Linked DNA regions of Homo sapiens: regions 1 and 3 are each linked to region 2. Evidence: read pairs that join two places in POLR2A ChIA-PET (ENCODE). Cell type or tissue: B cell. All regions are shown on one strand. Each heading gives the region's core, and the rest is flanking DNA. Links, peaks and the distances in the headings are about the cores only. Region 1 overlaps ARID1B (AT-rich interaction domain 1B). Region 2 overlaps ARID1B (AT-rich interaction domain 1B). Region 3 overlaps ARID1B (AT-rich interaction domain 1B).

Evidence for each region. Peaks named below come from ENCODE experiments on the same cell type or tissue, not always from the same donor. Only the 100,000 strongest peaks of a DNase experiment are listed, where the experiment ranks them.
Region 1: POLR2A ChIA-PET joins it to region 2 with 8 read pairs; 8 of 35 experiments call an interaction of 5 or more read pairs at or near these places.
Region 3: POLR2A ChIA-PET joins it to region 2 with 5 read pairs; 2 of 35 experiments call an interaction of 5 or more read pairs at or near these places.

Annotation. Positions count from the first base shown.
Region 1 is chr6:156,810,494-156,815,301 of GRCh38, reverse strand. All of the region lies in intron 1 of ARID1B (AT-rich interaction domain 1B), which reads right to left. Among named protein-coding and RNA genes, the nearest start is that of MIR4466, 33 kb to the right of the region's middle. In B cell, for the core only: no CTCF peak of the experiment used is centred there; no DNase peak of the experiment used is centred there; H3K27ac peaks cover 766 bases.
Region 2 is chr6:156,864,633-156,869,440 of GRCh38, reverse strand. The region is part of intron 2 of ARID1B (AT-rich interaction domain 1B); the gene reads right to left. Among named protein-coding and RNA genes, the nearest start is that of MIR4466, 87 kb to the right of the region's middle. In B cell, for the core only: no CTCF peak of the experiment used is centred there; no DNase peak of the experiment used is centred there; H3K27ac peaks cover 3,028 bases.
Region 3 is chr6:157,037,103-157,041,910 of GRCh38, reverse strand. The region is part of intron 4 of ARID1B (AT-rich interaction domain 1B); the gene reads right to left. Among named protein-coding and RNA genes, the nearest start is that of MIR4466, 260 kb to the right of the region's middle. In B cell, for the core only: no CTCF peak of the experiment used is centred there; no DNase peak of the experiment used is centred there.

The DNA of each region.
Region 1 (4,808 bases), core at 453-4,452, 54 kb after region 2:
AGAATGTATATGGACAAACTCAACAGTAGAAAATTTTACCCTACGTTACAAAATATACACATGTCTGGATATGTCTATATCAAGATAAAAAGAGCACTATCTTACAGTGGCATGCTACTTGTCTACTGCCAGCCATTTCAATTTCCCATACTCTTCTTTTCTTAGACTTTCTAATAAAAAAGCCATGACCAGAAATTTTAGGAATTTACAATGGAGACACAAAGTATATCCACTTTAGGTATACTCAAAACACGTAAGCACGCAGTCTTTCAACAATATTTGAATATTATTGTTACATACACACTTTTATATTGAATTTCTTGCTCACTATTTAATATTTAATAGTCTATTGATAATTGATGGGTCTTCACCTAAAAACCTGTCATCACAATTAACGGAGATTAGGCTAAAAAGCATTTGTTGTATTAAAAAAAAAATGAGGAGTACAGAACAAGGGATGAAAGGGGATTTTTAATAGTTATTGAGTATTATCCTCCCAAAAGTGAGACGGCATTGCCTACAACATCCTATTTCAAGTGCACCCACATAAACATCAAACTAGCCAAAGATTCTACTTTTCTTTACCATCAATCTGCCTTCTCAGAAAGATGCCCAATTCTACACAGGTCCCTAAATCTTGGGACCCCATCTCTCCCGCAAGCTCATGGTTGCATTTCCCACATCCTCAACATTAACTAAAAGCAGGATTGACCACGCCAAGCCAATTTGTTTTCAAAGGCATAATATAACTTCCAGAATATAGAGGCGGGCAGGCTTAAAACAACCCCCATTTGCTGCAATCCAATTCCAAACACAGCCTCTTTTAAATAAGACACCTTGAACTTAAAAGAAGTCCCCTGTGGAGACCAGATGTACTTTACATTGGTGCTTTTGTTTTTGAGACAGGGCCTCTCACTCTGTCACCCAGACTGTAGTGCGGTGGCAATCATGGCTTACCCGGCTCAAGTGATCCTCCCACCTCAGCCCCCATAGTAGCTAGGACCATAGGCGCGTGCCACCATGCCCAGCTAAGTTTTGTTGTATTTTTTGTAGAGACGGGGTCTTGCCATGTTGCCCAGGTTGGTCTGGAACTACTGGGCTCAAGTGATCCTCCTACCTCAGCCTCCCAAAGTGCTGGAATTACAGACGTGAGCCACCACTCCAGATGTATTAATATTTTACATTCCTTTCAGTACATGGAATTTTGATTCTTACGTATTCCTTTAAAAATAAACATCACCTTGTAAATTTACTCTATTATCTTGTGACCAAAGGCATTTTGTTTGCTGGCACACTGTACCCACTCTCGTGGTGCAGGCTACCGTGAAGAATCCACAGCGCGGGAGCATGAAGGCAGGGTCTGACCAGCGCACACATCCTTGAGATGGGGTCTGGAGGGCAGGCCCCTCCTGAACTTCTCGTGCTATTCCACTGCAAAAAAAACAGCAACAGCTCCCAGTTCTTGCTTGGCTCACAAGGATGCCCTAAGTATTGATAAGGTAATGTCTGCAAAGCGCTGTAAGCTCTGGAGAGAAAGGTCTTATGAAAGCCTAATATATGTCTAGGGTCACTCCTTAAGTGACACAAACTGGAATCATTTTGGAGAACAGGGTTCGACAAATTCAAATGCATATCAGTTTAACCCTGTCATTTAAAAAGAATCATATAAAGGGAAGACAGAATATTCTCTTACACATGTGCAAAGGTAGTGGAGACACAACACCGCACCTGAACACTTAATTCTAACTTCACTACTTCCTGTAACAGGATTCTACAGTATATCAGAAATTGTTTAGAGCAGTAATTCTCAAGGGTGAAAATGAATGAATGCTACATAAATAAGAACGAGGGTTACAAGGAGGGTCCGGTTAAAATACACACCCAGGATAGCCTGAGCGCAATGGCTCGCGCCTGTAATCCTAGCACTTTGGGAGGCCAAGGCAGGCAGATTGCCTAGCTCAGGAGTTCGAGACCAGCCTGGGCAACATGGTGAAGCCCCATCTCTACTAAAATACAAAAAAAAAAAAAAAATTAGCAGGGCGTGGCAGCATGCGCCTACAGTTGTAGCTACTCGGGAGGCTGAGTCAGGAGAATTGCTTCAACCTGGGTGGCAGAGGTTGCAGTGAGCCAAGATGGTGTCACTGCACTCCAGCCTGGCAACAGTGCGAGACTCCGTCTCAAAAAAAAAAAAAATATATATATATGTATGTATATACATACGTATGTGTGTATATATATATGTATATACATACGTATGTGTATATATATATGTATATACATACGTATGTGTATATATATGTATATACATACGTATGTATATACATACACACACACACACACACACACACACACACACACACACACACACCCAGGATTATAATTTTCTATTTGGAAAAGAAAGGAGGAAAGCTTTTTTTTTTTTTTTTATAACATACCACATGAAAGTGGAGCTTGATAAAATAATCTCAACTGTTGAGGATCTGTAGGAAAAGTCGAGCTTGTCCCATCAAGGGAGATGGGGGCTGCGGGCCTGGTCTTTTGGGAGGAGATACTGAAAGGTGGAAGGGGTGTAAGGAAACTTACATTTTCAAAAGAAGGCATGAGTTAGAAAGGATTGAGAAACAAAGATTTAGATGAAAGAGGAAACACATTACCTCAGAGGCCATGCCCATTCATTTATTTGTTCATTCAACATTGTTTAAACTGAAAAAATATTAATGTACAAGGCACTATGAAAAAGATAAGCAGAGGTATAAGAAGGTCCTTGACTTTAAGAAACAGAAGAAACAAAAGATGTATACAAATAATACACTGCAAAAATAAGCTTATAAATACTATAGGACAGAGGCTTATAAATGCCACTGTCCTATGAGTTCAGGGGAGAGTAACCACTTCTTTCTTGAAGAAATGGAAGGATTCATGGGGAATTCTTCATTTAAGGTAGATAATAATTAAAAAAAGAAATCAGCCTGGGCAACATAGCAAAACCAAAAAATACAAAAATTAGCCAGGTGTGGTGGCACATGCCTGTAGTCCCAGCTACTCATGAGGCTGAGGACAGAGGATCACTTGAGCCTGGGAGGTTGAGGCTGCAATGAGCTGTGATCATGCCACCACACACCAGCCTGAGCGACAAAGGAAGACCCTGTTTCAAATAAGAGAGAGAGAGAGATGCAGAAATATCAAGGCACAAATACAGCAACAACAGACAACATTTAATGAGCACCTCCTGTGCCCTCGGCACACTATAGGTGATTTACACACAGCACAACCAATGCGAACAAAAATCCTGCAAAGTAGTTAATGTTGCCAACCACTATTTTAGTTGAAGGAAATCATCTCCTAGAGTAGGTAATTTGCCCAAGGTCATATTATAATATAAGGGTCATGATGCTTTTTGGGGAAGGCATCTATATATATACCCCAACTGATATCCCTTGAGATAAGCAGAATGTAACTAGAAGACTTTCTTAGCCTGCTACAGAATGAATTGTGTCCCCCACCAAAATTCCTACATCAAAACCCTAATGTCCAATGTGATTGTATTTGGGACTAGCGTCTATGAAGAGGTAATGAAGGTTAAAAGAGGCCATGAGCATGGGTTCTAATCTGACAGGACTGCTGTCCTTATAAGAAGAGAGACCAGGCTTCTGGTACAGGCATGCACAGGCTCTTGCATCCTCTCTCTCCCCCTGCACATGCTCAGAAAGACCATGTGGGCACACAGAGAGGTGGCAGCTACCTAAAAGCCCAGGGAAGAGGCCTCAGAATGAAAACTACCTTGCCAGCACCTTGATCTCGGACTGCCAGCCTCCAGAACTGAGAGGGAGAAATTCTGTCTGGCATTTTGTCATGGCAGCATAAACAGACCAACAGAAACCACTGCTATTTTTATGAATTATAACACACAACCTGTAGTTGGCAGAATTCTAAAATAAATCCATGGGATTTATGCCCCTCGTATCCACACTTCTGTGTAATCCTCTCCTCTTGAGTACGGGTAAGACCTGTGACTGGCATCTAACTAAGAAAATATAGCAAAGGAAGAGACTTTGCCGATATAATTAAAGCCCCTCCTTAATCACATGACATTAAGTTAAAACAGTGGCCTGGATGGGCTTGACATAATCTGGTGAGCCCTTTAAAAGAGGGTCCAGGCCTTCCCAGAAGTTACAGATTCTCTCTCTGCTGGTGGCATTGAAGAAGCAGGCAGATATGAATTCTACAGCCACCAGGAAATAAATTCTGCCAACAGTCTGAGGCGGCCTTCCCCAGTCAAGCCTCTAGATGAGAATGCAGCCCGGCTGACACCTGGATTACAGCCTCTACGACCCCAAGCAGAGTATGGCAGCTAAGCCATGCCTGGACTCCTAACCTCCAGAAACTGACATAATCGATGTGTGTTCTTTTAAGCCACTCAATGTGTTATGCAGCAACAGCAAACTAATCCACAAGCTAATACAAATAATACACATTTCATATAGCTCTTCCTCACTCTTGCCCCTCCCACATAAGACCTGCTGCTGTGCAAAATATTGGTGTTGGTGCTCTCACATTCTCCAGAAGCCTGAAGACACACGATTCCAGAAGTTATTGGGGGCTGATTCCTCATCTTTCAGGCCTTGACTCAAGGATCACCTTCTATATCAAGTTTGTCTTGAAACCACCAGGCAAAATGAAAATGATCAAGAGATCAGAGACCCCTGAGGAAACCTGTGTTCTAAAATTTAGAAGGTTTGGTTGCCATTGTCTGTTTATGTGTCTTCTGGACACCAGAGGCTGTGAAATAGCAAGAGAGTTTACAAACC
Region 2 (4,808 bases), core at 555-4,554:
TGGTTACTTATAAATTATATAAAAATGTCTCTCATCCAAAAATTCACATGCAAATTTCAAATTCAAAAAACCATTCATTATTCGCTTTTATGGCCAGATGTTGAGGCAACAGAAGATGAATGAACTATACCAAAAAACACGATGACCTATGACAGAGAGACAAAAAAAATTTGTTAATCTCGTCTTCGAAAGAAGTGTCATTAGAAAAAACAGCTAAAAGTATTAAATCTGAAAATTTGGCCTCTTCTGACACACACTTGGTAACAGACTTCCAAATCTTTAAATTCCTTTGAAGAAATATACAGACAATGCACATACAATATAGCAATTAAAATGAAATCAAAAGTTTCAACTGATGACCAAGAAAATTTAACGCTTTAGAGGCAAAAAAAACAAATTCATTTTTTTTTAAATCAGAAATGTTTTACAAATCATCAAATGCCTCTTCCTTCACTCACTTAAAATTACATACCCAAATAAACCCTATTCGTACTTGGTCTGTCACTTCTTTTATATTGTAATGATCTTGCTGAATTCTTCTTTCACATTAGCAAAACAAAGTACCGTTAAGTGTTATTAAAAATTGACAAAAATTGTCTCTAAATCCTATTTCTAAAAAACATTTAAAACAGTTCTAAGTAGTTTCACAAGAATACCTATTGTTTTGTTTTGTATTGTCTTAAATCTGCTATGGTCTGAACATTTGTGTCCCTCCAAAATTCATATGTTGAAATCTAAACCCTCCAGGTGATGGCATTAAAAGGTGGGGCCTTCGGGAGGTGACTAGGTCATGAGGGCACAGCCCTCATGAATGGTACTGAAGCCCTTAGGAAGAACAGTCAGCTGGCCACCCCCTTCCACCATAGGAGGACACAGCCCAATGGCACAGTCCCGGAACCAGGAAACAGGCCCTCGCCAGACACTCAATCTGCCAAGCATCTTGATCCCAAACTTCCAGCCTCAAAAACTGTGAGAAATACATTTCTGCTTTTTATAAGCCACCCAGTTTATGGTATTTTTGTTATAGCAGCCTGAACAGACTAAGATAAACCCTTTCAGCATTTCTGTCTTCTAAAGCCATTTCTTTATCACAGGAGGTTTAAATCCTTAATATTTATCCTCATGTGATAACAATACAATAGAAGCACCCACATATATCAGTGATGACAACCAAGGAAACACCAATTCCTCAATTCTCTTTCCAGGGAGGAAGAAGAATGATTGAGCTTCTTTTATAATTCACACTTTACCTAAATAGTTCAACAAATACAAAATAAAGACCACGTGGAAAACTGATCCAAAATAATGAATCAGACGTTTGTGCACAGCTCGGTACTGAGGCAAGCATTCACCTGGCAGCCTGCTACAAGGCTTTCCTCATAGAAAGGTAGGATGGAAATGACCCATCCATCAATCCCCACTGTGAGGAAGAGCGCTAGGGACAGGAAGGCACTGGGACAGTTTGGAACTGCAGCAGCCATGCTCAATGACAAGGTGCATAACTGACGTGAATACAGCAACTCGTTTCGGACATTAAAATTATTTCTGAAACAAACATTTGCTTTCTCCACCTGCCTTTTTAAAGAAAGCTTATTTGATCGGTAGAGGAGCTGTATTTTGAACTCCAATGAACAGCCTGAGATTTAAAGGGCAGGGCATGTGAAGAGCAGCTTGAGATCTGTCGGACCACTTCTAAGGTAAAATGACATTTTTTAAAAGTCACACCAGAAGTATATTCTCTGTCTTATTCTTAACCTGAAAAGCAGGCCTAAAGGAAACCAAAAGTATCTTCAAAGTTATTTTAAAACTTCAAAATAGTACATTCACATACCGTTCAAATGTAACCAAATGAAAAAAAAAATTAATCAGGTGGTATTCCTAATAATGACACCACCCAGATACTTTTAAAAACATTCAAATAAAGGATCAAATATCCCAATAAAATACAATCACTAGGTCAGCTTTCCACAGGAAACAGTGTACTTATCATGCCTCTCACATTATTTGTGGGAGGAAACATCCCTTTCTCCCAGCTCAGTTTATGCCCAAGGAAATGGATTCCGGCACTCAGCCTGGCTCTTCCTATGTCCTCAGCAGTGAGGGTTCTTATTGCTGCCATCCACACAGCTCTGGCCAGGGCTCCCAGCACAGGACTGCCGCCAGTACCTAACTGCCTATGGTGTTTGCACCATCTTTTCCATGGAGGAGCCTCAAGCCACTTTAAAACTTTGATTTTAACATCCAGCAATATGATTTTCTTTGCTACCCTTTAGTAGGTCCAGATATGTCATGTGTACACCTCTTGTTGGTTGTCAAAGATGAAAACCGTCTGTCAGAGTATGCAATGGATGGCTGAAAGACAGGTCACAGAAGACTCCAAGGAAAATACACAAATAGCATTATAATAAGCCAGCACTGTGCCAGGCCATGTTAAAGGGAGCTATTCATGTACAGGGAAAAACTGTGGTCACAAGTAACTTTCCTATGTCTGTACAGAAAATAAAATGCACTAAATCACACTTAAACGAAGTAACTTCCATGATGCTTGCAAAATCAACTGAGTTTTTCAACGTTTCCAAGTAGTATAAACCATTCAAAAGAACTCGTGTAGACAGTTCTTGTAGCTGTTAATTACATTTTAATGTCTGTGACAATTCTGTTTATGTATTAGACAGACAGTAACCCACAGCCATGAACATATTAACATAAATTACAAAGGTATTTATAAAGTAGCACACAACAGCAGTCAGACCCACAAATGTAAACGAAACCAAACTGTTTTCATTTTATGACTCACATATTTTTAACCTAAAGAGACTCTGGATAAAGACAGCAGATTCAGCACTCACATCTAGTAATAAAAATGGCAGTACTGTTTGCTTTTTGCTTGCCTGCTTTTTGTTTATTTTTATAAAACAAACCCACAAGAAGAGGAACAAAAACAGCCAAAAATTTTGGAAGCTAGAAACAGATGGACAAATAGTAACTAACTTACCCAACCTGGAAAGGTTAAGTCCGACACCCAGCTGACAAGGCAGAACCATCCAAAGGCTCGGCGATTGGTGGCAGCAGACACCTCCGAGTATAGTGTGGCGGTAGATGGGGTGACTAAGAAGCACTCACTCTCCCACTAAGCACAGCTCCTCCTTCACCCTGGCAGATGCCCAGAGATTTCCTCCTCGTAGAAGAGCAAAAGAGGGGCTCCTCAGAACCACTGCTGCAGAAGTACCACAGCAGTATCCACAGAATCCCCCAGCACAATCAACCTTGCCAACAGACCTCTTTCTGTGGTAAACCTGAGGCTGGACCAATAAGAAAGGTCTAAATACAGCCAGGATGGGAGTGGGAATGTCCCAGATTTCCCTAAGGAGCCCACCAAGGTCCCCACAGTAGTTCTTATGATGAACAACTGGCCAGGCAACCAATAATTACTTGGGGAAAGACTTTAACATAAAAATAGGGACCAAAACAAACAGAAAAGGGCAAGTTAGACGACAAGGAAACTATGCAAAACAGAGTACAATCAGTATCTCAAAGAGGTAAGAAAAAATAATCTACCCTCAAATAAGAACAGGAGTCTTTTACAACAAAACAAAAAAGAATTAAGAAAAGGAAAAAGGAGGAAGGTGGAGGGAAGGAGGGAAGGAGGGAAGCAGTCTTAGAGGAACAGAAAGAGCTCCTGGAAATTAGAAATATAATTGAAATGAAAAACTTTTCTAGAAAATGGAACAAAAAGGAAAAGACATGAAAAATAGAAGAAGAGATAAAGTTAAAAGTCTAGTATGAGATGATGAGTTCTAGAAAGAGAGAAGAGTAAAAATGAAGGAGAACAGGGAGATAAAAAAAACTTAAGAGCTTTTCCATAATTGAGCCAGAGTACGTGGGGAAATGAACTAAAATGGACTGAGACAAAACTAAAGACCAAAAGAAGGTCCTACAACATTAGGGGCTGAGGGAAGAGAGTCACATGCAAAGGATTAGGAAACAAGAAGCAAGAATGGCTTCAAACTTCACAACAGCAAGACTGGTGGTTAAGACAGTTGAGCAAGTGCTTCAGAATTGTGAAGGAAAGTGATTTCCAGAATTCCATTCTCAATCTATAAGTCATGCATGAGGGTAAAATGTCTTTTATTTTAAAGACATTTTCAGACATGTGAGATCTTAAAAATTTGGTCTCTTGAACCATTCTTAAGAAAGCTACTGAAGGATTGGCTCCACCAAAACAAGAAAGACACAGAATCCAGGAAACCAAAGATCCAACACAAGAAAGTGAAGGGAAACTCCAAGTAAAGGAAAATCCCAGGGTAATAGTTGAACATCAGCAGAAAGTGAATCCAGAGAGACTGGAGCAAGCCAGAAATCTCTAGGATAGGAAGTCCTCTAGAAGATAAAACTGATGACATAACTGATGGATCTAAACATCTTACAAGGAGAGACAGACAGTTATAACCGATTGAGATTCTAAAGGGGAGTGCATGGTAAGTTTATATAGAAAATTTAAAAAAAATTATTTACGAAAAACAAAGAGCTGTGTAGAAAAGGAAAACAACAGTTTATGACATGGCTCATTTCTGAATAGTGTTTCCCCACCCTTCATAATGTAAATACCAGACTGATCAAACCACAATTCCGGCAAGTCTACACTAGGAGGATGAGAGAGGATAAAGGGTCATGCTTGTGGTGAGGGCCAAGTGAGAAGGGAGTACTAAATCATCATCTTCCAGCGGGGACAGCAACAGACAAAGCCTAAAACTTCAAGGAGCAATGTAAGAATGTGATTCTAGACATGAAGGTATCCTCAAAGAGCA
Region 3 (4,808 bases), core at 591-4,590, 170 kb before region 2:
ACTGCTCTGCTAGATCTGGGTGTGTCGTTGGGGACCTTAGTAAGAGGAGTTGAGTGGGGCAGTGGTGATGGTGGCTAAGAAGATGGGGAGTAAAGACTGAGAGGCGGGTACAGGGTACACCCTATCAGTTCCATCAGTGATCAGGACATTCAGAAAACAGAGAAGGTGCTGGGGCTGACACTGCTGGTGCAAATCCCAGTTCTGTTACTGATTGGTTGCGTGAACTTGAGCAAGTTCTAGACTCTGAGTTCCTGTTTCCTTACCTAACACTGGGGATAACAACAGTGTCCACGTCTCATATGAGAGTGGATTAAATAAAAACGTGCTTTTTTCTAATTCTGGACTTAGCCACCTAATCAGAAGATGAAGAACATTCACAGTCATGAAATTTTGAAGTAACTTATTAGATTAGTAAGATTTCTTAAGAAATTTATTAAGAAGTTTATTAAGTTATGTTTACATGTTTTTTAATGACCCAGGGCTAATTACATACCCCTTTCTTGTTTACACCCCTTACTATAATTTTCTATACTACTATATGTAGAATCCATAAACAACAAGTCAATGTTTCAGTCTTTTCCCTATGTTTAGTAATGTAATCACATATGTACACATATAAATGTTTAGCTGATTTATCATCCCATTATCAACAGCAGCTTTAGTTAGTTCATTAATGATATACAAGGCACGGTTATCCTATAAAAAGAACCAACCCATGTTGGTGGCTGCTGGGACTTCTGATTTATTTTTCTATAGAATTATAAACTTTATAATATATTCAAATCATGATCAAAGCTGAAAATAAGAATAGTGGTCTACAGTTTCAGAACTTTACTAACAAAGGCATATATTCACCCATTTTTTATTTTGAAGCACCTCTTCTATTCACCTCAAATTCTTGTTTATAAGTAGATATAATTTAAAAATAATTATCTTAATTAGACCTGTATAGAAACAAACTCAAGAAAATAAAAGTTACTTAAATTCAGAGGAAAAAACTAAAACCACGGGAAAACAGCGGAAGTGCTTATTGTCTACTATACTGTGAAACAGCTTCAGCATTTCAAATTCTAAGTTACCTTTAAATGAGATAAGCCTAACAAAACAATGAATCTCTATTTGTGCAAAATTAAGATGTAAGAAGTAGAACATAGATATTTGCCATTTGACTAGAGTAAAAAGTTACTCTCAGATCAACCTTGCTAGTCATGATAGTTTTGCGAGACTGCACACTTGTTTCCCTGGGTTGTAGTTTCGCCACATGTACATACAAAAATAAGTTGTTTTCATTTCTGGGTCCCAGTGTATTTAACTCATTTTCCAGTAAGACTGACAAATTTGTGCTAAGTCAATATTAAGCTTGTAAATTTAATTTCGCTTAAGAGAAGGCAAAGCATACAAGTATAAAGAATTAGTAGGAAAAAAAGTACAGAAAGATAAAGGATCATTAAAGATCATCACTAAAAGGAGCGGCGACATACACAGGACACACACTCCAGCAGGCTCAGAAATGTTCTGTGCATTTGCCAAGAGGGTGCCATGTGTTACCACAGTGACTTAGACACTTGAGTTACCTTTCCCAGTGCTTACAAAAACAGGAAGAAACACCAATTGTGAATGCGTTTAAAAACCTAACGCTGAATACCTAGACCTTTATGAAATAAGGTAATTCTGGCCGAGCACAGTGGCTTGCGCCTGTAATCCCAGCACTTTGGGAGGCCGAGGCGGGCAGATCACAAGGTCAAGAGATCGAGACCATCCTGGCCAACATGGTGAAACCCCGTCTCTACTAAGAATTCAAAAATTAGTGGCACGCGCCTGTAGTCCCAGCTACTCAGGAGGCTGAGGCAGGAGAATTGCTTGAACCTGGAAGGCAGAGGTTGCAGTGAGCTGAAATCGCACCACTGAACTCTAGCCTGGCGACAAAGCGAGACTCCGTCTTGGAAAGAAAAAAAAAGAAGACAGAAAAAAGAAAGAAAGAAAGAAAAGAAAGAAGGAAGGAAGGAAGGAAGGAAGGAAGGAAGGAAGAGAAAAGAAAGAGAAAGAGAGAGAAAGAGAGAGAAAGAGAGAGAAAGAAAGAGAGAAAGAGAGAAAAAGAAAGAAAGAGAAAGAAAGAAGGAAGGAAGGAAGGAAGGTAGGTAGGTAGGAAGGTAGGAAGGAAGGAAGGGAGGGAGGGAGGGAAAGAAAGAAAGGAAGGAAAGAAAGGAAAGAAAGAAGGAAGGAAGGAAGGAAGGAAGGAAGGAAGGAAGGAAGGAAGGAAGGAAAGAAGGAAGGAAGGAAGGAAGGAAGGAAGGTAGGTAGCTTTTGGAATTCAAAAATATACTTGCCGACTTCCAGATAATGAAGCAGTAAAAAGAAATGTCCCATCCTGGGTAACAAGGTGAAACCCCGTCTCTACTAAAAATACAAAAAATTAGCCGGGCGCGGTGGCGGGCGCCTGTAGTCCCAGCTACTCGGGAGGCTGAGGCAGGAGAATGGCGTGAACCCGGGAAGCGGAGCTTGCAGTGAGCCGAGATTGCGCCACTGCAGTCCGCAGTCCGGCCTGGGCGACAGAGCGAGACTCCGTCTCAAAAAAAAAAAAAAAAAAAGAAATGTCAAATTTCCCATTTTTAATTATATGTATAAACACTTCAGTATAGATCAGCAAAAGCTAAAAGCATCTATTACTGTGAAAGTCACTGGATTGTTGAAAAAAATTTTCACTGTTGTTTCAACTTATTAAATTTAAGGCTATGAGGTCAGGAGCAGTGGCTAACGCCTGTAATGCCAACACTACTCTTTGGGAGGCCAAGACCAGGGATCACTTGAGGCGAGGAGTTCAAGACCAGCCTGGGCAACATAGTTAGACCTGCATTTTTATAAAAAATTAGCCAGGCATGGTGGCACATGGCTGGCGGGAGCATCGCTTGAGCCTGGGACGTTGAGGCTGCAATGAGCCATGATCGCGCCGCTGCACTCCAGCCTGGGCAACAGAGTGAGACCCAGTCTCAAAAAAAAAAAAGTTAAGGCTACAAAAGGAACCTGTTAGGTTGGCCACAGAACAAACACGGAAGCTTCACACAGCAGGGCAGACTATGAGAGCTGCTGGCTACACTAATCTTCTATAACGTTGCTGCATACTCAGTAAGTATGAAGGATTATGAAAATGAGCTCCTAAGAACTGACCCTACAGGTCTATTAAAAATGCAATGAATATTCCACATGTATGCTGGGCATTAAATAAAAAATGAAAAATTCACAAGACAACCATATGTTAAATACTGTAAATAATACTGAATTAGGTTCTATTTAGAATAATTTCTTTTAGTAATTTTTGGCAGATACAGAAACATAAAAAATTTATTAGGGTTATAAACTTGAGTTGTATCAAGTATTTATAAAGTATTAATTTAATTTTCTTCATATATTTATGAATGTAAAATTGTGCTACATTTGTAACCTCAGAAACTTTGCTTTTGGTAGCATTACAGTGTCATCTTACCTGTCATTACTGTACAACTGGTAGACTGTGCTTTTGAAATGTCAAGCATATAGGATAAAAAAATGGTAAAATATATATATGTATATATAAATAATCCAACTTGGTTTCAAGCCAAAGATGTAGCACATGGAGGAGTCACGTGAGGGTCATCACCAATACCTGGTGTTCTGTAATAGTTTCTACCAACCTTCCTATCCTCCCAAACTGACTTCCGAAGTAACTGATGGCACCTACCCTATACTTCTACACCTCTATATGAAAATGAAATCAGAGTTCTCTAATAAGTGTCTCCTAATTTACTCAAAATTTAACAAATTTAAAAATTATCACCAAATATGTACAAAAGGCAAATGCCTCCCAATTTACTCAAAATTTAACAAATTTAAAAATTATCAGGAAATATGTACAAAAGGCAAGTAATTTGATCGACAATTCAGGTCTGGAAGATTATAATTTTTAAAAATCTGTAATTCTTCCTCTTGTGTTCTCTATCTCAGGGTGACACCATATTGTCCCTGGACTCATCTTGAGCTCCTCTTTTCCTACTCTGCATACCCCAGCAGGCACCAGACCCTGCACACTGCGGTTGCCAGTCCTCTGCCCTCTGACACTGCTTCTACTATGCCAGCTCAGGCCTGTGTTCACTTTTACTGGGTCTATTCAACTGCTTTTGACTGGTCTCTGGTTAATCCGTCCTCCAAAAAGTGGCCAAAGTCATCTGTCTAAATTGCAAATCTGACCACTACCTGGCTTAAAATCTTTTAATAGCTTACCATTTTTTATAGGAGAAAGTTATCTTTAACCTCTCCAGTCTCAGATCTTGCCACACAGACAGAAACTTAACTACTTTTAGCTTCCTCAGATATTTTTCATGGTGGCTGTTCTACCCGAAAATAGCTCTCATTTCTCCTGCCCTCCTTTCTTGCCTCAGTATAACCTAAGCCCTCAAAACTCAGCCCAGGGATCCACCTCCTAGAAAGCCTTCCCATTCTCCACTCCACCCGACTCGCAGCCTCTGGCATGTTTCTTGCATGGATACAGCTACCCTGTGGGATGATTTATCTGCTTATAGGCTTAGATCTGTCAGCTGGTCATGAGGTCCTCACGGGAAGGAGCTGGGTTTTCAATCCGGTTGTAACTGGACGGTAGGGGTTCTGTCTGAAGCGGGGACGTTTAATAAATCAATGAATAACACTGGAGCTATGAACTAAATACAGCACTCTGATAACATCTTACATTTCAGTAGCCCCAAACTGGGGCAAAATTTAAGCAAATCTTGTGCTATGCCGAATTGAAATTTAAAAGTCAATTACTGCTAAACGAAACT